Regions from separate parts of the Homo sapiens genome. Here regions 2, 3, 4 and 5 are each linked to region 1. The links are chromatin loops, found by intact Hi-C in ENCODE. Cell type or tissue: GM12878. All regions are shown on one strand.

Evidence for each region. A loop is a pair of places that touch in the nucleus more often than their neighbours do. Peaks named below come from ENCODE experiments on the same cell type or tissue, not always from the same donor. Only the 100,000 strongest peaks of a DNase experiment are listed, where the experiment ranks them.
Region 2: it touches region 1 in a loop (4-fold over the local background); 14 of 110 quality-filtered maps call a loop at or near these places.
Region 3: it touches region 1 in a loop (8-fold over the local background); 3 of 110 quality-filtered maps call a loop at or near these places.
Region 4: a loop joins it to region 1, with 4 times the contacts of the local background. A loop is called at or near these places in 16 of 110 quality-filtered maps.
Region 5: it touches region 1 in a loop (3-fold over the local background); 10 of 110 quality-filtered maps call a loop at or near these places.

Annotation. Positions count from the first base shown.
Region 1 is chr3:4,774,098-4,779,097 of GRCh38, reverse strand. It overlaps ITPR1 (inositol 1,4,5-trisphosphate receptor type 1), which reads right to left. Exons shown (of 62, transcript NM_001378452.1): 47 at 3,656-3,856; 48 at 1,724-1,834. Among named protein-coding and RNA genes, the nearest start is that of EGOT, 25 kb to the right of the region's middle. RefSeq lists an enhancer at 2,385-2,454. In GM12878, no CTCF peak of the experiment used is centred here; DNase peaks (open chromatin) are centred at 1,987 and 2,487; H3K27ac peaks cover 4,467 bases.
Region 2 is chr3:4,708,811-4,713,810 of GRCh38, reverse strand. It overlaps ITPR1 (inositol 1,4,5-trisphosphate receptor type 1), which reads right to left. Exons shown (of 62, transcript NM_001378452.1): 38 at 3,338-3,486; 39 at 1,943-2,054. LOC124906210 (a long non-coding RNA gene) reads left to right here and starts at 3,459. Exons shown (of 3, transcript XR_007095797.1): 1 at 3,459-3,542. In GM12878, a CTCF peak has its summit at 2,236 (motif pointing left); a DNase peak (open chromatin) is centred at 2,210.
Region 3 is chr3:4,843,913-4,848,912 of GRCh38, reverse strand. ITPR1 (inositol 1,4,5-trisphosphate receptor type 1) reads right to left here. Exons shown (of 62, transcript NM_001378452.1): 62 at 1,407-2,774. The coding sequence ends at 2,688. All of the region lies in intron 2 of LOC124906209 (a long non-coding RNA gene), which reads left to right. Among named protein-coding and RNA genes, the nearest start is that of EGOT, 95 kb to the right of the region's middle. In GM12878, no CTCF peak of the experiment used is centred here; a DNase peak (open chromatin) is centred at 2,852; H3K27ac peaks cover 1,144 bases.
Region 4 is chr3:4,720,329-4,725,328 of GRCh38, reverse strand. The region is part of intron 40 of ITPR1 (inositol 1,4,5-trisphosphate receptor type 1); the gene reads right to left. Among named protein-coding and RNA genes, the nearest start is that of EGOT, 29 kb to the left of the region's middle. In GM12878, CTCF peaks have their summits at 3,083 (motif pointing left) and 4,484; no DNase peak of the experiment used is centred here.
Region 5 is chr3:4,828,281-4,833,280 of GRCh38, reverse strand. The region is part of intron 60 of ITPR1 (inositol 1,4,5-trisphosphate receptor type 1); the gene reads right to left. It overlaps LOC124906209 (a long non-coding RNA gene), which reads left to right. Exons shown (of 5, transcript XR_007095795.1): 3 at 2,263-2,334. Among named protein-coding and RNA genes, the nearest start is that of EGOT, 79 kb to the right of the region's middle. In GM12878, no CTCF peak of the experiment used is centred here; a DNase peak (open chromatin) is centred at 1,980; H3K4me3 peaks cover 823 bases; H3K27ac peaks cover 2,126 bases.

The DNA.
Region 1 (5,000 bases):
TTCTTCCCTGTCTTAAAATATTTCTATTAGCTCTCATAACCCCTAATATAATGAGTACATCTGACACTAGTTAACAAATGTGACCCAAAGGAACAATGTATGCAGGCCAAGCCCTAATTTCCCATTACATTAAAAACACCCATGTTCACACCCCACATCCTGTACTTCCTGGCTTGACTTCATTTTAGGCCCTGGGTCTATGATACTTTGTATGCTTCTTTATGTACAGGACTTGAAAGCTGTTGGGTTTTTTTTCTTTTTTTGGACAGTGAGAGTGGTCTTATTTCTTCCCCTAGTTTAGGTCACAGCAGTTGAGTCAGGGTATCATGCTATCGCAGGGCACAAATTTCTATCATCATCCATAGATCACTGGATTAGTTGAAAAAGTCACTCAAATGCTGACCAGGAGCACATGAACTTCTGTTTATTTCGGACTTTCTGATAAATGGTGGCCAGGTACACAAGGTTGAATCTGTTAAAATTCACTCTAAAACACAATTTGTCAAAAGGAATTAAAAATAGCAGAAAAAAAGTCCATTTAAACCACACACCCAAATCGACTGTTAGTGTGGACTCTCAGTTCTAAATAGTAAAGAAAAAATAACTGCCATTCCCACAGGTTTCTGTGTTCCCATCTTTCCTAATGACCTTTCCTATGACATCCTTCATGCAATAAATACAGCTCAACCTTTCAGCCAAAACCCTGTAGTTCTAGGCTCTTTCATGATAATGATGAAGTGCTCGCTGCTGCGGATGGGCAGATAGAGGACAAATCTCAACATGCCCTGACATGGGAACAGTTAAAAAGGAAATGTGTCCAGAAAGGCTAACATGTTTTGAAATATACTTTAGAAACCTGATGCCTGCAAGCTCAATTGTTAAAACTGAATCATGGGATTCTCAGAGAACCTATGGAACCCCTACATAGAAGGGAGGGTTTTCTGGGTATACTTTAGAAGTCAACATCAGGAATGGTATATCAATTTCTCAAATATCCAAAAAAGGCCAGCTTGGAAATGCTGCAGGTTTAGCACCTAGAAGTCACGATTTTCATTCCGTTAAGCTGTTTGAGTAATAGAGAGTCCAAATGTCAGTGGGGCTTCCACATCAGTCACCTGCAGTCCCGCATTTGTACACAATACAGAGAAACTCAGCAGAGGCCCGCAGGCACATTTTTGGTTTGTGTAATTTTCCTTATTTTAAACCAACATTATTAACCACCCTTCTGCTAAATCAGTGACAAAAGAGAAAAAGGTATTTCCTTGATTAAGTAAAAATACATGTTTGTTTTTTTGGGTTTTTTTTTTTTGGTCCTAGATAGGCTTAGTTGTACTATTCTTCAACCGGCCCTTTTCCCTCAAATGGGGAAAAATCAGAAACCAGAGAGGGAATGGCGTTTCCACTGTTTCTCTCTTTGTGACTTTCAGAACCAAGGTATTTAGTACTCGATGCTGTTGGGATTCACTTCTTAGCTTGGAGCAAGGAATCTTCATTCTGTGTGACCTAACAGTTCAGAAGCTCCTATCCCCTCATGAGATACCTTACGTGGAAGAGAAAGGTTGGAGTTCTGCATCGTAGTCAGCACTAGCAACCTGGGTCATTCATTTAAAGAACTATCTTTAATATTTACTCTCATGACTAATTGCCCATGTGCATGTGCCAAGGCAAAACACAAAAGTGACTGTTTCCAAATGACTGTCTTCTGCTTTTAATTCCTACTTGCCTTCAGTTCTAACACAAGGTCCATCCTCTTCTTTCCCAAAGGATTGATATCATTGAGGATCAGGGCTGTGATGATGTCAATGCCATTGGATTCATGGGTGGCTATGCAGTTCTGAGCAAAGACACACACAGACATTCACACAAACGCTGGTCATAAATCAGACGTCAAAGGCCAACAGGCTGAACTGCTATTTCAACACAATGCTTACCACTCCCAGTAATGTCTCTAGGGGAGAGCTGCAAATTTTCCGTGAGAAAGTGGTAAGAATAAAAGACAGATGAAAATCTCTAGTTTCAGAATTAACAGTAAACAGTAGGAAAGTCCCCATGCACTGTAACTGATAAATTGGTTGTGTCTAATCCAAATCATGCAGCACAGTTGGCTTTTGTTCTTAAGGGAAAATATGGTGTATGACTGATTCTGGGTTCTGAACCCTTTTTCCCCTTTCAAGGTGTGTTCCATTCTCTCTAAAGCACTCTTTTTGTATTTTGTACTTTAGCTTAAGGCTTAAGCTTGGAAAGCAAGTTTCCTGTTTAAGGCACACAATATCAAAATTAATCATCTGCCCCCAGGTAACATCTCCGTTTGCAGCACAATCCACTCTGATCTGTTCCTTTCAACAGGCCCCTATTTGGCAGAGAAGCAAACTTGAGGTAATAAGGAAATTCACTTAGATGTCAAATAAAGCCTTTCCCCAAGCCTGTTGTATTTTTTTTGTTCCTTTTCATTTTAACTAGGACTACACCATCTGCTTCATGAGGGAACCGGGAGAAGAAAGTGCATCTCACAAAATGCTATTCTCACATTCACAGACAACTGAGACCAGGTTTTTAATAGACAATGAGTTGTCTCTCATAAACCGTTCTCCTCTGAATGAAGGGCCTGGCTCCCCAAGTCACACAAGTAACCTTCCCTGGCTGCTGGGTTTAGCACTGACCATTTGAAGCCTTGGTCGTCTCTCTCCAGTTAGGATGAAGCTATAATTTGGTATTAAAAAACATACTTGGCTGGGCGCGGTGGCTCAAGCCTGTAATCCCAGCACTTTGGCAAGCCGAGGTGGGTGGATCACGAGGTCAGAAGTTCAAGACCAGCCTGGCCAATATGGTGAAACCCCATCTCTACTAAAAAAATACAAAAATTAGCCAGGCATGATGGCATGCACCTGTAGTCCCAGCTACTAGGGAGGCTGAGGCAGAAGAATCGCTTGAATCCAGGAGGCAGTGAGCCGAGATTGCACCACTGCACTCCAGCCTGGGCAACAGAGTGAGACTCCGTCTCCAAAAACAAACAAACAAAACATCATACTCAACCTAGCACAATGCAAAAACTCACAAAATCCTTAAGATGCCATGTATAAGCAATGACTCTACTCAAGACAAGAAGTTATTGGGTTGTACTCCCAAAATATTCTTCTTTGAGAGACCAAAGTCAAGACTATCTCATCTTTCTTTCCCCTGAATGTCCATGATGTTTAAATCTCAACTATAAAAATGTCCTTATATTACTTTCAAGCTGTCTCACGTGTAGTAATTTTCTTCTCTCTAGCTAGGCTTAAACCCCCTTCCAGTAGTCACTCTTTGAAATCCCCTAGTATTTAAAATAGGTCACTGTCTTTTGGTTCTCATTTCACTCCTGCCTTATTGCCTACTCCTAGAAATCAAGTTAAATAGTTGGACATTCAAACCAAATCAAATGAAGCCAAACCTAGCCAAGGAAAGAGACCATGGACTGTCCCTCCAATGTCCTTCATTAGGAAGGTTCTGAAGTATCATGAAACACCATGGCTATTTCTCAACTGCTGGAAGACAGCCTCCTGTCCTACTGACTCCCTAGGCCAACAGGCACAGGCTTCGTGATTTCTGAACTAGTCTCTATCAACATTTCCAAAATGGGACACTTTTTTTCCCCATCCCAAAACAGAAATTTAATTACCTGGTTCTCATGGCAAGGTCCTTGACAGTATTCGGTCAGACTTTCCAGGGTTTGGTTGATAAGCGCTACATTCTTTTCATTTATATACAAGCCCAGAAGACCAAGGCCTCCAGTTGTGCTTCCACAAATACAGTCCAGAAACTGCAGGGTCTCACATACCAAATTGTAGTTGGTCTTGTTATTTTGGCAACGGAGGAAGTTCTGCAATTGGGTAGTCCCCAGGTTCGGTGAGCAAAGGCAGAGGGAAGAGGGAAACGTTATTCATCCTGCCATTCTGATAGCCTCTAATAGGTTGGTAATTATACAGAGAGATGCCACGTGGGAGAGCATGGAAGAGTCAGTATGCCCCCCACCACCATGATGATAAACCCATGGACTTGGTGTATGGCAATGGCCCTCAACAATGCAACCTGCTCTCCAAGGTGTAAGTATATGGAATGCAGTGCAGTTGACTCCTATAATCTTTTTGAGTCCTCATTTCTCCATTCACTTCTTAACCCTTCCTCTCTCCTGCCCACCCCAGCTTCCATCAGGTGTTGAGTTCAGAGGCATCTGACATTTCCAAGGGCGGTGGTTTTGTTTAAAGATGATGGTTTGATCTGAGTGCTGAATGCCCGGAGCCCAGCACTAGGGACAGTTCACCATAAAATGGGGGTGTGATCAGCTGGCTTACTCCCAGTGCCATGTGGCAGGAGCCTGGATTACTTGTTTGGCCATTTCCACGATTAAAGGAAGGAGTGACAGTGAGTAAATGTGTGTGTGCTTGTGTGCATGTGCCTGAGCAGGTGTTCTCCAGGTGAGTTCTAAATGTAAACAAGAGGCACAGATAGGAGCAAGACACTTCCTCAACAAAATTTAAAAAGCCACATTCACCCAACTTGAGAAATAGAGTATTTTAATGAGGAGATTTTTGTCAGAGGCTCCAGTCATCTGTTCTTAAAAAGAAGCAAAAATTAATTATGTATGTTCTTTTCCTCAGTTACCAAAGCGACATGCTTACTGTAAAAAAAATGGGCAATAGGAAAAGATTAAATGGACATGATCTTTGACCCAGTAATTTCCACTTCTATGAAGTATTCACTTCTACTCACAAAGTATGTATTGGATGTCCACTATAGTACTGCTTGTGACAGTGAAGAACTGGAAACAACCTAATTGCGCACCAATTGAGGAGTAAATAAATTACAGTATATCTACATCATTTAATATTATAAATTAGAAACACCGAGTAGATCCCTATGTGCCAATATGGAAAGATCTCTATGACACACTGTCAAGTTTTTTCAAAAAGGCATATAGATTAATATGTAACAAATGTTCCCGTTCCAATATATAGAAAAAGGAC
Region 2 (5,000 bases), 65 kb after region 1:
CTTCTCCAAGCCTCTCTGCTTAGGTGTGACTGATTTCTTCACCAGCTGAAAAGGATTTAAGCTAGACCCCAGGAACCTCTACAAAACTGTGATATAATTTACTCTTTCCAAGTGATCTCCTTTGAGGGTCCTCTCAACCCTATGCCCTTTCTTTCTCCATGAGCTTTATAACATGCATTACGACATTTCTCATGCGGCATCCCCTGGGGTCTGGGATGCTCTCCCAGTTGGCACTAATGGGTAGGGGCAGGGAGCAGGGCAGCACACCTTCCACATAGCCTCAAAGACCCTGACATACTTGTCCGCCAGGCAATAGAGACTCAGGAAACTCCAGGACAATGCTTCTACGTTCCAGGTTATAAAAAGACAACTGCAGGGAACTGCATGTATAATCACAACTTGTAAGTCACTAGAATAGAGGCACCGAAGTTTACTTTAAATACCTCGGTTATGGAAAGAAATAGATATTCCAAATAAGAGAAAATTGTGGTCTCCAGATTTGAAAAATCAGGTTTTATGCCCATGGATGCAAAAATATTCACTCAGCTTTGGTGGATTTAACCTTTTTTATGGAGAGCAAGTTTCTGTAACTAGATTCATATTTTATAAATGTTTCTGAAAACTCACTTTAAGAGAAATGAAGATCTTGTGAAATAAATGGTTAATATTTATTTGTCTGGTAAGTGTATTCTCTGCCATCAGCCTTCCCCCGTACCCCCCACCTTTTTTCTTTTCTTGTTTTTAAGAGATCTACTAGGTGCCTATACAGGTATGAACAGGCCATCCCAGCACTTCTCACCTTGCCAGGGGTCTTCACTTCCATCATTTATATTTATAAACTCTTGTCTGGCAGGTTTTCTCTGCAAAATTCCTACTGAGTTACAGAAACCTATGTTCTAATTAGTTTCTAAAAAATGTAATGGACATTTCTAGTCATGGAACTCTTGTTGCTTACAGATTATGCCCCGTGGTATAAACTAAGAAACTGCAAAATCCGTTTTCTGTTTTCTTATCCAAGGAGTCTCACTAGTAACATTGCTCTAATATTAATGACAGATAGGTTAGAAAGCAACATTCCTGCAGACATTTATACTTGTGACAATCTGGTTGCCACCATCGATTTTGACAAGGCAGGCTGATTTAATTATCAAGGCTTCTTCCTAGAGCTGAAAAATGACTTACTGGGTATTTTGATAAGTCAGTGATATCAGCATATTCACCTACTCAGAAATTGTTGCTAAATGTAGCTAGCTGACCGTTACTGAACATTATTACCTTCAAATGAAAATGAGTGAGATTTCAATTCACGCCCATCATTTGTTGCTGGGGGCTGAAAGGAAAGGGAATGACATTGTTTCTGTCCTGCTCTACCCAACATCAGAGGTGTAAGGAATGGATCTGGTATATCCTTGTTCACTGCATATACTAAGAACAATCAGGTCACGGGACTGTCCATTTCCCAATCTCCCTCAGAAGTGGTGACGTGTATGCCTGCCTTAATTGCAGTTAGAAGTGGAGGGCGTTTCTTGATGCACTGAAAGGATTGCGCAACAGCTCATCTGAACGAGGCAAGTAAACCCACAGGTATGCTTGGCTGAAACCTAAAAATCAGAAACGCATACTTTGATACAAAAGAGGCATTTGCTCCTCACTGGGAATTTAAATAGATGGAAAATCTTGTTATTACCACTTCTCTGACATTAGATTATGTGGCAATCAGCCTATAAGAGACGACTAAGTATATTTGACTTTTAAAAAAGACAGTCATATGATTTAGCTCCCTTTAACGGCAGGATAAACAGCTTTTTCTTTCTTTCTTTCTTTCTTTTAAAAAAAGCTAGCCCCTCAGTCAGTAATGCCTGAGCTAAGGTGGGTTTTGAAAGGTCCCTCCCTTCAGTTTCATAGTAAAACCTGGTTTGACCATGAAAATAAAATGCAGTACCTTTTCTCCATAGCCTCTATCTTTGGTCATCATTTCCCTCAGGGTCTGTAGGACCTTAATGCAGAGCTTCTCTTCATTTTCTTCTAGCAGCTGTTTTGTATGCTTTATTAACCTGAATGGGGGGAAAACCACGGATTACTTCCTTGAAGCTAATTTTAAATTAAAAAGACTTCACAAGCAATTTATTTTAACTAGTCCGTTAATGAACAAATATTTATTAAGAGCTCTCAGGTTAAAGATACTTCAGGGCATTCCCTGCACTGAGAACAGCCAGTTAGCAACTGTGTCTCAATAGTGACACCTGCTGGTAAATCACAGCAAACAGGCTCACTGGGCAGGAGTCAGCCACATACAATGGAGAGATTATATGGAGAGGAGAACCGAGACAGAGGTCCACTCAGACCTGCTCGTTTATAAAGCGTGGCTATTTATCCACTGAGAATTGCCAGTAAAATGGGTCAAATATGCCAACACTGTAAAACAAAAACAACTCATGAGGATGATGGTTGAGGCCAATACACACAGTTCCCTTATGCACAAGCTTGTCCTTAGAGGGGCCCAGAAAAGTAAGAAACTCACATGCAGAGTCCAGCCCCAAGCTAAACAAACAACTAATCTTAGGGTAAAAATCTCTTTTTTTTTTTTTTTTTTTTTTTTTGAGACAAGGTCTCGTTCTGCCACCCAGGCTGGAGTGCAGTAGCGCGATCTTGGCTCACTGTAGCCTCTGCTTCCTGGGTTCAAGTGATTCCCCTGCCTCAGCCACAGAGTAGCTGGGATTACAGGAGCCCGCCACCATGCCCAGCTAATTTTTGTATTTTTAGTCAAGATAGGGTTTCACCATGTTGGCCAGGCTGGTCTTGAACCCCTGACCTCAGGTGATTCACCAGCCCCGGCCTCCCAAAGTGCTGGGATTACAGGCATGAGCCACCGTGTCCGGCCTTGGGGCAAAAATCTAATGGAGATTTCTAACCATGGGTCTGCTTGTTGCTTACAGATTACGCACAAGGCATAAACTAAGAAATTACAAAATTATTAGGAAAAGATGGTGAGGTCACGATAGATCTGAGATTTCTGAGGGCTGAGGGATCATGGCTTTTTTATGTCTGTACCACAGCACACGGTGGGTGCACTGTAATGAATGAATGAATGGGCATGCAGTGAAAATAAGAACTTCTCACCAAAAAACAAAGCAAAACAAAACAAAACAAAAAAGTGTCAGTAAGCAGGATTTAATAGACAAACTTACTTTGGGGAGGTCAGAACAGGACTTTAGCACATGACCTTGCATTCATCAAAGTTAAAAAACAGGACAACGTCTCCTTCTTCGGGAACAAAAGCTTTGTGAGGTCATCAAGGTTCTGGCAAATGAACACCCCAGAGAGAGAGGCCGCTTACTTGCAAATGAAACCGCCACTTTCACATTTCCTTCTGGCGTCTGTGTTCTCTGGGAAAAGCAGCTCGGGTCTGTGGAGAACATCCACGAGCACAGATAACTCTGCCTGCACCAGGGGCCTGAGACGGTCCTCCAGCGCGGAGACGATGTCCTAAAACGGAAACACAGCCTCAGTCAACGGCTCAGGCAGACGCTGACCACAGGAGGGTGAGGACATTGATTTCTGCCCTAAAACACTGATGCACGGGTAGGCTAGGTTAGAGTAACTTTAGTACCGTCTGGCATCTCAAATTATTAGACATTGCCCAATGGTTACCTGAAACATTAGCCTCTGATGCAGAAAACAAAGTGAAAACAAGTCAACTTTCCCACCACCCCTTCTTTCAAGGTGGCCCTTATGCTACTCAAGGTACCACTGCATGTAGCTTAAAATATGACGCAAAAAATCAATTTAACAACATGGAAAGATGTCTATGACATGGGCATAACAAAGGTCAAACAATAATAATCCTATTTTTATAAACATCATCAATATCTAGCTAAAGGATAAACATCAAATATTAAAACATTACTACTGGTTTTCTCTGGGTGGTGGGATTACAGGTGATTCTGATTTTCTTCTATATAGAAATACTTGTCAGTGTTGTTTATTTTCAATGAGCATGAATTATTCACATAATAAAGTCATACAAACATGAGGACACCAATGAATGAACATGCTGTATCAACATGCTAAATACATGTACCCTGATAGCATGATGGTCTTCAAATGCAAAACACATAGCTGTAGGAAAGGAAAACAGAGAGAAGTTGAAAGAGCAGCAAAACCAACACAACAAACACCATTTGAAGGCAAATGATAGAAAACAGATGAGAAATTATCTTCAAAAGATGCTAAAGCCTGCTCCATGGTTTGGTGACTCAGAACCTGCCTACAGGCATGTTGGCTAAGACAGGGGCCAAACACAGCACGTTGGATAATACAGGAAGGCCTGGTTACCCAAGGACATTTGCATGGGAAAAGCTGCTTAAATTGGGACCCAGTTGGGATTGACAAAGAATTAACTAATCTTTCATCCAGAAACTAATGACATGAAGATAATTTAATCTTAGATTTAACACAATTTGGGTGATGAATGTAATCACTCAGTAAGGTTTAAGATGCATAAAGATACATGAATCAATCAAATAATTTTGAGTGGGGCAATTTTCCCAACAAGACTGTAAGACGGTACTTTGCAACATCCCTTAGTTCATACTGACTTTCACAGCACAGTCAAAAAAGGGTCATTTCTGCAAAATTCTGAGGCTCTTATCAGTTCCCCCCATAGCATCCCTTTTGGAAGCACCCAGTCAATATTCTCTTCAATAGTTATTGATCCTGACTCTGGCAAATCTTTGTCTACGGTATTTACACAGGATTAAAGTTGTTCTTATCATGTTCATGTATTTCATGAAATCCTGCATCTTTTGCACAGTTTGAACTTTACATTGCAATTGATTTGCATTGTACTGTCAAATGTATAGCATTCAGCAATCAAGGAGACATCAACAAAGATGGCAAAGCAATGGGCGGGGAAAGATGCTAGCATTAAGTGAGAAGGATGTCTAGATGGGGATTAATTATAGAAGTGGTCTGTTTGCGAGTGAATTTCTTATATTACA
Region 3 (5,000 bases), 70 kb before region 1:
AGGGTAAGATCCCACAAATGTTAGAGAAGTGGAATGGAATTTCCCAGACCCTTTAACAGATGGATTAGTTAGGGAAATTTGCAGATGCTTGAAACTTGAATTGGTGCTGTAGCAAACTGTTAATATTAAATAAAATGGCTTAATTAAGTAACATTGGCTTTCTCTCATGTTAGCGAGTACTACCATACTTTCACCCTGATAACACTAATTCTTCATCCGGGTAGGTAACTTTGAAGGTGACTTGGACCTTGATCTTAAAATAGAGGTGTTGGAAAGGCACAATGTGAAGGAAGCAGGCAGAATTACAATTACACATCAAAGGCCCCCGGAGTTTTCACTTCAAATTGTATGTTTCAATTCTACTAGCTTTAGTGTTCACACCCAAACGGCAAGGGTAGGATCTACTGCATGGAGGGAGGAGTGGCATTCCAATTTCGTTTATTTTCTGCTGAAGCTGGCACACTGAATGAAGATTTATATCTTAAGTGACAGGATTCAAATGGAACATGACAAACCTGTAAAAGCTGCAACTTGGCATGTCAATGCAGAACTTTCCAATGAACTGGATGGGACTTGGGAGACAAACCACACACACTGCCACATCTCGTTGGGCAGTGTGAGAGATCAAAGAGAAAGCCCAGGGGAAAAGCAAGTCCTTGCTAGCTAATGTGTGCATTGTGGGGGTTAGCATAGATTGCCATTTTGCTTACAGATAAAAGTAGGTATCTGTCTTAGGCTTGCCTTACGATGGAAAAATTTTGTGGAGACAGGCTGCACTGACTGGAAAAAATTAATTTGTTTTTAAGTTATCAAATTTATAAAGTAGAAGCATTAGTTACAAAACTAGCCATTTAACTGGAATTTAATCTTGACCTAGTTCCCAACATTGGGTGGTATTATTTACCAAAGCATAGAGAAAATTAGTGTCAAAAAAAGCAGCCAGGGCAAGCACTGATTTGAGGAGGGAACAGGTTTTACTACGTTTGGACAGGCAAGGTGGCTCTGTAAAAACATTTTACACTTTGCTGAAGGACCCTGACCACTGGGCATGAACTAAAACAAATTTCAGCTGTTCCCGATACTTCCACATGGCACACAGCAAATTAAAGATCCCCCAGTAAAAGCAGAAGAGACAGGAGATTTAGTAGGGCGCTCCCGACAGCCTGGCTGGCAGTCACTAATCCAGAAGAATGAATGAATGTTGTACTAAATACTCCCCAATGTTTGTTCTAATAATTCTCCTCAGAGCTGTCATAACAACAGCAAGTGTTTTTTTAAATAATCAGGTAAACATTTTCTGAATTAACCTGGTAATCAAACCGACTGTACTTCAAACTGATCCTAAAGAAAGTACATAAATGGAATAGCAGTTAAGTCACAAATGCCAAATGAAAGCCACCAACCAGTCACTGTATATTCTGCATCATTTATTAAATATTTTTATATATGCATTTACAAACTTTACTCATTTCAGAACTCTGCTTTCAATGCATTTTTAAACTGTTTTTTTTTTTTTTGCAGAGAGATTCTCTTGTAAAATGAGATCCATGTACAAAACTAGGCAACAGATATAAAAGTTTCCTTTCATATTTTTCATCCATCAAGAAAAGAAATCATGTGACAAGAAATAAAACCAAAATGTGGCTCTTTCAGAAGAATAACATGTCTGTGGTCAACTATGACTTCTAATGAGATAGTTCATATTTCATCTTTATATGGATGTATATAGTTTTAATACTTCTTAGCTACTGTAGCATGTTGGTTCAGATGAAGAAAAAATAAACTCTATTGTTTGGACTAGATAATCTAGAAACCATCAATTATGCATGTCTTTATAATGCGACATCAAAATTTACCCAGGAGATGACACTGATTGGCCAGCAGTATGCATTTATCCTGAACATTGCATAGAAAGTTCCCTTTAAAAAATTCATTATCTTCTTCACAAGCTAAAGTATGAGCCTCTAATTTGGCTCTCTTATTTAAAGAAATAGTTTAAATGATCAATTTAGAAGCTTAAAAGTATCTTTGAAACTAAAGTTGCTTTTCTTAAAATGAATGCTGATTTAACAGTTCATAGACTTGGAGCATTATCACTAGGAGACGGAGGCACTACTGCCACTAACGAGAAACAGCATCACCAGAGGATAATTACATGGTACAAAATGCCCAGGGGCCTGAAACTCACTATTAATATAATTTTGGCAGCAGCATCATTTGAAAGTTAACCATTTATTACATAGTATTAACACACCAGCTTCAAAGAAGTGCACTCCCTTTAGGACACTCGGGAGCTACAAATGTATTGTGATTGCATAATTCGTATTGCACAGTTTTATAAAAAACATAAATACTGGCTATTCTAGTTTTAAATACAAAATACATGTCATATACTTTTAAATCTATAATCTGGTTCAAGTGCAAATCAGGTGCTTTCTGTTAGTCCTTCCAAAAAAGGCATTTTTAATATTTTTGGCACAAATGAAATGTCATCATGCCAACAATTCTAATTACAATACATATATCCAAACCTTTAGAGTAGCAATCATATACATACAGTATAAAACTGAGTATTTACAAATGTATTCAGCATAAATGTAACCTTCGTGGGTGAATCAGAACTCATTAGCCATACCCACACTAATAATAATTATAAAAGGTAAATACAATTCCTTTCTTTCATTTGCTTATGCTGGTTGTTGTGGGTTGACATTCATGTGAGGAGGATGTCCTAGAAGACCAATTCTTTGTTTCTGCTTCCTTTGTTCTGTCATCTGGAAAGTTAAAAAGTTTCATCATTAGACCCAGATACTTCCTGTACGTCAAATCGCATACTGAACCATAGATTTACCTCTGTGGTTATGGTTTATACTGAAACCCACTTTCTACAAATAGTGTACCATCGCTATATCAAACACACAGCACTTCAAAAAAGGCATCTTCTTAGGCAGAATGGGAAATTCTGTGACCTAGTCATGCAATGTAACATTCAGAAGTATTGCTTGCCACTTGTTTCATAAAGAAACAAAAAACAATAAAAGCACAGGATTCTTTCTTGTTTCCCAAATGCACTTCCAAATGATTTGAAGACTCATTGGAAAATGGTGGCTTTGTACGATAGTAACAACACGCCATACTAACAAGAAAAGCAGTGTTTAGAATCCTAGGTTTGAGAGGGAGGGTTCGTGTCCACACTTTCAGTGGGTCCTGATTTTTCTCTTCAATGACTCTTGAGTAGTTGGTTAGAGAAAAAAAAAATTACCTACCATAACTAGGAAAATGAGAAATGTTCTCAAATCTCTTTGAGGTCCAGAATGATTAAATGCTGTAAATAATGCTGTGACCATTCACGGTATCTATTTCTTGCCACCCAGTAGACACTGAGGCTCGCTGAAGGTCAGGCGAGACCATTGCCTAAGACTAGTTCAAATGAAAAAGTACTTTCAAAATCCCAAACAAGAAGCCGATTCTATTCATTTGGTTGCTGAACTAAATATATTCTCATGTTGATGGGTCTCTAGACCTGTTCTAGGTATTTTAGGGCATACTTACTTCTGTCTCTGTATTAAGATTTTCCTTAACCCAGTTAGTCTTAGTTTTGGATTTTAGGGTGAGCATTCAAGTCAACTGAGATAAAAAGGCTATACGGAATATATATTCAAGAAAATTGTTGTCTGCAAGTGGGTTAAGGTCCTACTCCTATGTTTTTAGCTTCCTAAAATTGTAGAGGAATTAGGGTAAAAAGAATAAAGGCTTTGGAATCAGATCTAGTTTCTTATGGTTTTGTCATTTAACTTATCAAAGTCTGTTTTCTCATCCATACAATCAGGATGATAATTCCTAGCTGATTGGTGGAGAATTGCGAGGTTATACGCAAATTTATTAGCATAGCATCTGTCACATAGTAGATGTGACACTTAATCTCACTTTTCACATGAACTCATTTTTGGTACAAAATATCTGGAGAGAACATAAAACAAGACTAATTTACCTAGGTTCAATTTCAATGTGGTTATTTTTTCTTCTTCAAAACTAGCATTATCCTCTCAAATCAAAATACTATTTTTAGGCTCCTGTGGAGATGCTTTCTCTGTTATAATTTAGATGAGAAGACTTACAAGGACTTAGTATTTCCAAAAGGTAGCTTTTAATAAAGCTTTTAATTAAGAATTGGATTAGGAAATTCCAGCTAGCCCCTGAAGTTTCCTTAGGTGAGTGACATCTTTAAAGGAAGTGTTACACACTACACTGTATCCACAGATTCGGCTCAGGAAGGAGAACCTAATATGACACATGAAATAAATTCACAATTAGGTTAAAATGCCAGTAATTCATTCATCTTACTACCTGATAGTTCAGATGTTTAGCTCAGATTTTTCTCCCACAACCCTTCCCTTGGCAGGTAACCTTGAGAGGGAATCCAATACAACTTAGCTAAATTTGGATAATCTCAAGTGTTCAAATTGATTTAGAAATCTTGGTGTGCTCAGCCAGGTGCAGCGGGCTCACGCCTGTAATCCCACCACTTGGGGAGGCTGAGGTGGGCAGACTGCTTGAGCCCAGGAGTTCGAGACCAGCCTGGGCAACGTAGCAAAACCCCATCTCTACCAAAGGGGAAAAAAAATTAGCTAGGCATGGTAGCGTGCACCTGTAGTCCCAGCTACTTGAGAAGCTAAGAGTGGGAGGATCACTTGATCCTGGCAGGTGGAGGTTGCAGTGAACAGTGATGATGCCACTGCACTCCAGCCTGGGCAACTGAGATCTTGTCTTGGAAAAAAAAAAAAAAAAATCTTGGTCTGCTCAACCCTTATTGAAGGATACTTTACTCAAAGCTTATATTTAAAGCTGCTGAAATCTTTCAACTCAAAGTTGAATGTCAAAGTTGGCCATTAAGACTTTTTTCCCCTGTAATTTTGCTTTAAATAACTACTTGTATTTGAGATGACCTTTTAGTATGCGTATTTTCATCCCTGTTTGTTACATCAGCTCTCCTTGACTTT
Region 4 (5,000 bases), 54 kb after region 1:
CTGCGATGGGGGAACACATTTAAGATAAGAAAGAAACAAAAAAAGTCTACCACTAACCAAGGAGGAATGATGCTTTAAAACAAAGCAAGTGACAGGAAAAACCACAGCACATCCTTGTCTCAGTCCACCGAGACAAGGAAAGCAATAGTATGCGTGTCCACGGAGGCTCTCAGGGGAGCAGGGGTAGTGATGAAAGCAGGGGCCCAAGGCTTGGGAAAGTTCCACGTGCCACATGTCTCCTGTGGGTTTAGGCTTTCTCCCATGTCTCTCCATTCTCCACATCCTGTCCTACAGCAGAGAAGAAGACCTAGGCTCCAGCTTGGGCTTAGGGGATGCAGTCTCCCTGCTCCAGTGTCTCTGGGAGAAACAAGGTTTCCTGCACTCAGGGTTACTTTGGAGATGAGTTTCCCACCCCATGCGTTTCCCTTGAGGGCTTCATGGTCTGGGTTTCCTGGCCCCATCCCAGCCATGCCACACAGATACCACCCTCCCCCTTGATTTAATAATTTCCAGCCCATGGATGAGCAACAAAAGGATGCCTCGAAAGGACATGCAGGTGAGGGGGAAGGGGTGAGAGGGCATGCAGGGGCTACACAAAGGTGTGCCTGGAGAAAAGTCCACCGCTCCATCTGCAGACAGTGCCGTGAATCTGCCCTCCAAAAGGACATGTGCCTGGAGCAGAGAAGAGATGTCAGATGGAACTGCCAGACCCCACCTGGGCATCTCGGGACCAAAGTCACACACCAGCGGTGTGACTAGTGTGAGGTGTAGTCTGAGGCCACGAGACAAACCCGAGGCTCACGCTGCAACTATGTGACCTTGGCCTCTAACAGGGCTCCAGCACACTCACCTCAGGGCCAGAAGGTGGCTGTCAGGTGGCAGGCCAGGGCTGGTGTTGAAAGCATGAGATGAGTGACACTACGAAATCTGGTGGTGTCTTCGTCCAGCTCAACATTACCCTTTTGATAGTTTGATCCCCAAGAGGGAAGAAAGCCTCTTAATATAGGGCTGCTATATTATGTAATCTAATGATTTCTGTCTTTTGTCTATTTCCCAACAGAGAAAATGAAAGAAAGATCCAGGGCATTAAACTACTTCGGCAAAGACAACAAGGGTTGCTCACTCAATTCTGGACAGACGACCTTTCCTGCATGAGTCCAACTCCACTAATCTCAGGGAGAAAACTTCCCTCTGAAGCATGCAGCCTCCTGCTCGGGGTGGGGAGGGACAGTGCTGGTGGTAGGAAGGACATGAGTGGGGAAGGAAAGTAAAAGCAGAGCACAGGTAAAGGTATTTTCAAAATGATAGAAAGATCACAATCCAAGAATGCATTTTTAACTCTACCCTTACATTCTGTATGCTAAAGAATTAAAACTGTGTAAACATTTTTGCTATCTTCCCTTAGTGCAAAAAGAACATATGAGAAAAAGCAGAATTAAAGCAATTTCCCATGCATTTTAGAGCAGACAGAGATATAGACAGAAGTATTATATTCTACTATTTGCATGGGAAACCCTCCCACTACAGCATCCTTTATACTGATCCAATATGATCAGAACAAAAGAATTATAGGCATGGATTCACCATAGGAATGCACGGAGCTACCCTCTTACCCCTTTGCCAATCAAAACAAAAGCAAAAGAAAATAAAGATGGAACTAGTATGTCGTCTGTTTGAATTCTCTTGCCTGTGCTCTCTTTGTCCAGAGAAGCATCTTGAATTCTTTCAGAATAGAAATAGGTAGTATATATCTATTTCTTAATCACCCGGCAGGGATTATGTTTTATGATTGTACTGACACACTATTTCCTCTGTTAAACTGCTGTCATGCTTGTTCTAAAATTAGTTTAATTAATTCTTAAAACAAAAATTAAATTTAAATTAATAACTGTCTTTTCCCTTGAAAATTTTACGAAGCCGTTTGAGAAAACAGAGGATGCTTTGCATCTTCAAGAATCGTGTCTAACCAGAAAAACACTTTTCAATGTGATCCCTTCGTGGAATAGACTGGAAAACCCCAGAGCACTGCATGAGCATCCTGTGACTATGGCTCATCCAGGGTTTAGCTCTGGCTCTCTGTGTGGCCCTGAGCCAGTCACTGAACCTCTCTGGGCATCCACTTCCTGACCTACTCAAGGAGGACAAAGCAAATATTCTTTTTTTGTGTGTCTGTCTGTTTTTGTGATGGAGTCTTGCTCTGTCTCCCAGGCTGAAGTGCAGTGGCATGATCTCGGCTCACTGCAACCTCCGCCTCCAGGGTTCAAGCGATTCTCCTGCCTCAGCCTCCTGAGTAGCTGGGACTACAGGCATGCACCACCACACCCAGCTAATTTTGTATTTTTAGTAGAGACATGGTTTCACCATGTGGGCCTGGCTGATCTCGAACTCCTGACCTCAAGTGATCCGCCTGCCTCGGGCTCCCAAAGTGCTGGGATTACAGGTGTGAGTCACCACACATGGCTGCAAATATTCTTTAGGATTCCTTCTAACTAAAATACTAATTAATCCTTGGTTTATTTTCAGTAAATTTCATTTCACAATATCTAGCTGGCAAGTTCCCTAAATAATCCAACCCATGGGCCAGGCATGGAAGGGGCCAGGCCATACATGGTATCTAAGTCGGTAAAACCACCCATAGCCTATACTAGCACTTCCTTCTAATGCGGATGTTGGCTATGTTTCCTTGAGGATAAGGTTATTTTATGGCAATAAGCTGTAATTTCAATAAATATAAGCATATTAATAGGATATATATGTTCAAATAAGATCTGTATAAATACAATGTATAATACCCCAAGGAAAAGATAATGTTTAGTAAATGAATAAATGGAATTATATTTTTATTGTCACGTTTTTTACATGAAAGGTGAAGCCCTCATTGAACATGTGTTTAGGGGGAACATTTTGAGGGCACGGGCTCTCTGAAATTCCCATGTTCTGTATTCCTGCTTAGTCCCAGGACCAGTCACTGCGTTCAGGCGCTGGCACCTCCAGTCAAGGCCAATCTCACACATCAGCAGGCGATTCATAGTGATCTGATGTGCTCTGGTTTTGAACTGAGAAACCAACTAGTGCCCTCTACTGCCTCTTCATATTTACTCTGCAATCTTGTCTTCCCAGTGTTTTTAGGCGAGGTGAGCAAAACCTAACTTAATAGAAAAATGACTCCCAATGAATGGCTTTGAAATAGAAATTCAAACTGCACCTCAAGTCACTGAATCTTAAGTGTCCTTCCTGGATGAGGCCACGAATCAGGCCCTCATTATGGTACCTTGGGTAGTAACTGAATATATGCATATGCGACACTGATCTACTCACTTGCAACACATAATGTACCCAGCATTTTATCAAGGGACAAATTTCTACTACAAATGAAAGAAATTATACTTTATCATTCTTAAATGAAAAGGAGCACACAGACTTCCTAAGGTGACTATTTCTGGTGTCTGCACAACAGCACCCACGCACATCCATCCATCCGCTTCATGTGTGCCTATCACAGACCAGCACAGATCGCGGCCTGCAAATACCCTTTGTTTTCTACTGCCCTCAGCAGTAATCCCCTTCCTACCCTGGGGCTTCTAGAATTTTCCTTTGAAATGGGATGTCTCTTTCTATGACTAACCTGATAGAAACCGAATGCAATTCAAAAAATGTAACTGTACCGTAGATCTAGTTATCAGCAAATCAAAGACAATTTGTATCTCCAGCCGCTCGAATCAGTCTTCAGAGTTCCTTTCCACTCACTCATAACCTCAGAGGAGACCAACAGTGAACAGGCTTGCAAATATGTTTGCTGGGCCCGATCCTGCATCAGCCTCTGAAAACCCACACTAAGAAAACAGAAAGCTTTAAAGAAAATTGAGCTAAAATAGAAGTTATCTAGCATTTCAGTAGAACAACTTTAAATCTTCCTATCTGCTGAGACAACTATCTTTACTAACTCTATTTGTTTTTAGAAACAGAACTAAGCAAAAATTATTTAGCTCCAACAATGTGGTTTCACCTACAGTTTATAGGACAAGCTCATCAGAACCCAATAGCAAAGTTCATTTTTTAAAAACACATTCTGACATGACCAAATTATACAACTTCAGTCATTACGGAATAATCTCAGTGATATGCATATATATATATATATATATATATATATATACACGCACACACACGTATCTACACACAGACATATATAAATATATATAAATATATATATATATATATCCCTCCACTGACTTTGCAATAGGTTCTGTATGTTCTGAGTTGAGTTTGCTCTGTGGTTGCCAGTGTCTAACAGTAAACAGCCCCACTGCATTTATTGGCAATTACTGCTGAAGGTCACACATCAGCAGTGAGCCTAAATTCCAGGAAAAAAAGCAGCTCTTATGTAACTGCTGCCTGAACACTGGCAGGTACCCAACCCAGCAGTTCACAGCAATGTAAAAAGTAGGACATCTCCACCCTGGGTTGGGCGTCATGAGAACGCCCCCTGAAGGTGAAATTTAATCACTCTTTGTTTCTCCTGTTTCCCCCTCTACCTCGAATTTTACAATGGCATCTTTTGCCGGCAGAAGCAGCTCAAGTAGGAGAAGTCGAGGAGTTAACATATGCAGGCTGCAGCCGCCCTGAGTAGCTGGAATGTGAATTTAGCTTTTTTGTTGCAATGCAGGAGGGCAAAGTTGCTAGCTGGCACCAATGGCTCCAGAGATTCCACAGTTCCAAGGAGGCAGTGATTCAGTGGGAATCACATCTCAAATACGTAGAAACAGACACGTCCACTGAACCACAGTACCTGCTTTCTAAACACACCAATCCCTTCTACAGACACATCTATGAAAACTAGGTGGACTACTGTTCTGCTCACCACCTCGGGAGTACTTCGCTGGAACTATCCGTTTGATTAGTGCAGCACTTTAAAGCATAGGAAAGCAATTCACATGATTACCTGTTGGGGCCACTCACCTGTCATCACCTGATCTCCTAAGCCGCTACCTGGCCTCCCT
Region 5 (5,000 bases), 54 kb before region 1:
CAAGTGACCAAATGACTACAGATTAAAATGAGAATTTTCCTCACCTTCTTTCATGCCATATGTACCTCCTGGCCCTCTAGGCAATGATTTCAGAAGGGTCTTTGAACAAATAAATGCAAAATGCACAGACTTTCTCCATTCAACAGCTTTTTACTGAACTTTTACAATATCTGTGTCCTGCATGGGGTTGAGCGCTGAGGATCTAAAGATGAGAAAGACAAGGTCTCTATTCTCAAGCTGCTTTAGTCCAAGAACTGTGGTCACCGGCCAGGTCTCAATGCATAGTTCTTCGCCTCTGTGGAGCTGCACGGAGGCCCTACCTCCAAGGGTGAGTGTCTAAAGAGTGTGTGCTGAAGACACGAATGGGGCCCATCAGCATGCCAAGGGCCGCTCCTGGCATCTCTGCCCCTCGCCTCAGTGGTGGTGGAGAGGCACTGATGCCCTGCGTCTTGTGCTGCTACATGGCGTACCTGTAATCCTGGGACTTGATGGCCCCACCCAAGGGGTACATAAAGCCATAAAAAGAAATAATGCATCTTTTTAGAATGTACAATATCCATTTTAATCAATGGTAAATGATTGAAATATTTTTATATTAAATTCAAAAAGTTACGTAGACCAGATAGAAAGGTCAATTTATTTTTTTGAGACGGAGTCTTGGTGTGTCACCCAGGCTGGAGTGCAGTGGCGCCATCTCAGCTCATTGCAACCTCTGCCTATCTACCGGGTTCAAGCTATTCTCATGCCTCAGCTTCCTAAGTAGCTGGGACTACACGCATGCACCACAATGCCTGGCTAATTTTTGTATTTTTAGTAGAGACTGGTCTTGAACTCCTGACCTCAGGTGATCCAACCACCACCTCCCAAAGTGCTCAATCAAATGTTAAAACACGGCGTTTCAAAGAAGGTCATACTTTGTGCAGGCCACATGGGCCATGTGCTCCCATCCTAGGGATAAAGCCTCATTCTCCATTTCACAGGAGGCCTTCAATGCAAAGATAGCAAAAGGATTTTCTGGTCCAGAAATTTATCAATCACCACCACACAGAGTCTCCCCCAGTGCCTCCCTTAATATCTAATAATGAAAAGCTGGGCTACGAGGGATCCCACTGGCAAGCATTCTTATCTTTTCTGCACTGAAGTGGGGGAGAGCCCCAAATTTAGGTGTTACCAGTGTTTTAATTAAATAATCATCCTGGGCTGTGAAATTAAATCTCAAATTACCAAGAAGTACCTGGTAGTTAAAATTAATTAGCAATTTTAGCCAAGCTGTTCTCTCAATTTCCCGTTGGCTTTGCATCCTGTGCAGTAGGACAGGCTCTAGTGTGGTATAAGGTTCCCCACCAACAGGGTCCCCCTCTGCACAGAGAATCTAAATCTCAAAGTGCAAATGTTTAGACTATAACCCAGTTACTGGAATAGGCACAGAGAGAACACCTGAATCCAATTACTTTCTCTCTAGCTAAGACTTTCATACAAAACTCTGAGCTTGTTTGAGTGCTGAATGACTCCAGTGAAGCCTGTCACCCACGCCTCTCCAGCCAGCCAGCGTCTGAAGGCCTAGAAATGTTTGCAGAATCTTGCCTGTATCATCTATTCAAGATCAAAAACGTGTCTCAGTGTCTTGGCTTCTAATGGATTTTTGGAAAAGTCATCTTCAGCTAAGACGCTTTGTCTGTTGTGAATTATCTTGGGGTGTGTGTGTGTATATGCGGTTGGGAGGGGAAGGTGGGGAGAGGATTACGGGGTCACTGAGCATCTGTCGGCCGCATCTGCCACTGGGTCTGACTCTGGCTTCAGTCTGCTTTGCTTCACTCACTCCTTGCTGCTGGCATCTCACATACCGATGTCATTAGGCACTGTCTGCCCCGGTCCTCCTACAATCCAGCCAGTACAGTTCCCGTCACAGCAAGTGCTTCCTCTCTCGGAGCAGACAAACTAACTGAAGCCACAGCCGGAAGCAGGCTGACCACAAGTGCTAAGGTTCTGGTTAGTTCTTTTCTAGGTAAAGTTGGAAAAGTCCCTGCGAAGGCAAACACTGAAGTTTTAGATATGGGGGTGGTACTGACCAACCTCTTGAAATGTCCTTGACTGGAAAGAGGGAGAGAGACAGAGAGAGGGAGTGAGTGTGTGTGTGTGTGTGTGTGTGAGAGAGAGAGAGAGAGAGAGAGAGACAAAGACAGACAGACGGAGGAGGAAGTTGGATTGTATGATGCAAATGCGAATCATTCTGAGAAGTGGGGTATTTTTTTTTCTTCCCAGGTTCAAAAGAAGAGGCTGTTCTAAGAAAGACTACCGAGTAATCAATCACCTCCTCAGAGAAAGTCTGCTCAGGTAGAGTTTTACGTTTACCACCTAAACGATGGAACATTTTTGTGGAATCTTTTATAGCCAAATCAGAGAATGAGGCGTTGAGGGTGAGGGGGGCTTGAGGGCAAAAGAAAGGGTCATGGGGGAGAAGATGGGTCCTAGAAAAATGGTCTTGTTGCTTTCTCTGCCCTTGAGAATCCCCTCTGGGAAGACGCAAGGAGGCGAAGATGGTCTTTCCAACTCAAATGGCAGCTTCATGTCTACTGCTCTCACTAGGCAGGAAGACAAACTGGATGTTCTCAGAATGCCTAGGGATGCTCAGGTGATGGAAACGACTAGAAGGGGGTACGGGGTAGGCCTGGAAACAGAGATTTGGCCTCCCCATGTATTTAAACCCTCAGAAAATGTCAGGAGGAGGAGGCTTGAAGATAATATTTATGTCTTCAAAAGCAGGAATATGGGACACTTAACGGACTTTAAATCATTTGTCCCTTTTATGAGCTAGGGTGATTATTTTCATTGAAGAGGAAGAAAAAAAAATTAGTCTTTAGAGCTAATTTTTCTAAGATCACAGCAAAACAAAATGAAACCTAAACCCTCCAAAAACAAAAACACAGAATCTGTTGGTTTTGGTGAAAAAATAGTCATCTTTATGTTCAGTAGCTCTGAAATGCCACTTAATAATATCTATTATAGGCCAGGCATGGTGGCTCACGCCTGTAATCCCAGCGCTTTGGGAGGCTGAGGTGGACGGATCACCTGAGGTCAGGAGTTCGAGACCAACCCGGCCAACATAGTGAAACCCTGTCTCTACTAAAAATACAAAAAAATTAGCTGGGCATGGTGGCATGTGCCTGTAATCCCAGCTACCCAGGAGGCTGAGGCAGGAGAATCGCTTGAACCCAGGAGGCAGAGGTTGCAGTGAGCCGAGATGGTGCCAATGCACTCCAGCCTGGGCAACAGAGCAGGACTCCGTTTCACACACACACACAAAAAAAAAAAAAAAAAAAAAAAAACTGTTATACATGTTTTAAAAAAAACCCTAAAAAATGGATCCCATCTTTGGACACAGTAAGATCAGAGACAGCCTGAGGCTCAGGGGGAGGGAGGGAGGGAGTGATAAATAGGAGGTGTGCAGAGGATTTTTAGAGCAGAAACTATTCTGTGTGATATTCTAAAGGTGGATACGTGTCATTTGAATTGGTGAAAACCCACAGAATGCACAACATGAAAAGTAAGCAGCAAATGATGGAGGGACATTAATATCAATGTATCCAATATTGGCATATCAAATCTTAACAAACAAACAGGCCACAATAATACAAAACGTTACTAACAGAGGAAACTGGCAGGAAGTCAGGAGGAGAAGGGCATGTATGAGAACTCTGTACTTTCTGCCCCATTTTTCTGTAAACTTCAAACTGCTCTAAAAAATAAAGTCTAGTAATTTTTTCTTATTAAAAAATTATCATCCTTTTATTCTTTTTAATTTTTTTTCTTCTTCTATCCTGTGAGTCTATTAATTTTTTAAAAATGGGATTCCATACCCGGAATTTGTTGGCCAGCCCCAAATTCAAGGAATTCAGTTCTCTTTGTCCCAAAAGTACAGTGACTTCAGACCACATGCATATTAATATCCCTGTATTTCACAGGTTCTGTACATTTCTGCCACAGCCTTGTGACATTAGTGTGTCAGTAGAAAAAGCAATGGCCTGTAATAAGAAGAGTTTCAGTTGTGTGTATACAGGACGGTGAATGAGTGTATAAGTCAGCTAGCTCACCAACCTGGTCTATTTTCTTTCTTTCTTTTTTGAAAGAGATCACCTCACCAGCTACCTCACTGGGTTACTGTAAGGATCAGATGGCTATAAAAATGTCCCACAAACTGGAAAGCATTATGCAAAAGTATTATAAATCAGTATGTCATCTGCCTAGAGCTGGGATAGAGTCAGCACTGCAATCCACGTATTGACTCTAATTTCAGTGCTCAGCTCCTGGGTAAAGATAGTTCCTTTCTTTCTTTGGGATAAAAATTTTAGGGATACTGATTTCTCTTTTTACCAGCTAAGCCACATGAAGGGTATCCAAACGGCATAAATCAAGGTGTCAGTCTGGTTCTGTTTTTGAGCTCTGAATGACATTACCAAAACAGGCCACATTATATAATCTTCAGCTGGACTGGAATGACCAATCACCCTTCCCAGACTCCATAGTTGTTCTTGGATGATACAGCGCAACAAAGATGGGCTCATCCCAGCAGAGAGAACCACACCCGTTTCTGATGAAATCCCTAGGAAGAGCCAGCCTCAGAATAATCCTTTCAAGTCATTCTGGGGCCACCGGTGGAGGATTTCCTGGGCACCCACAGGGTGCCATGGTGCACAGGGACCATGGTACACAGGGTGCACACTTGCTGGGTCCTGGGCACCTAGGCTGCCAGGCTGAGGAAACCAGAGGACAGGAGGAGAAAAAGGTGGGGCCGGCCACCCGTGCTGGACAAGGGCAGGGCGAGCCCATTTGAGACTCTGAATAGAGAACAATCAGGCTCACTCACCCTTCTCCCCACATCAGCATCCAAGCTGGCTTATGACATCTCGCTTAGGCAACTTCCCCTGCACTTTCAATTAGCTAAGAAATATGCCAGAACATTCCCAGTGGCTATGTATGAGGATTTTAGCAATTTTCGTGGT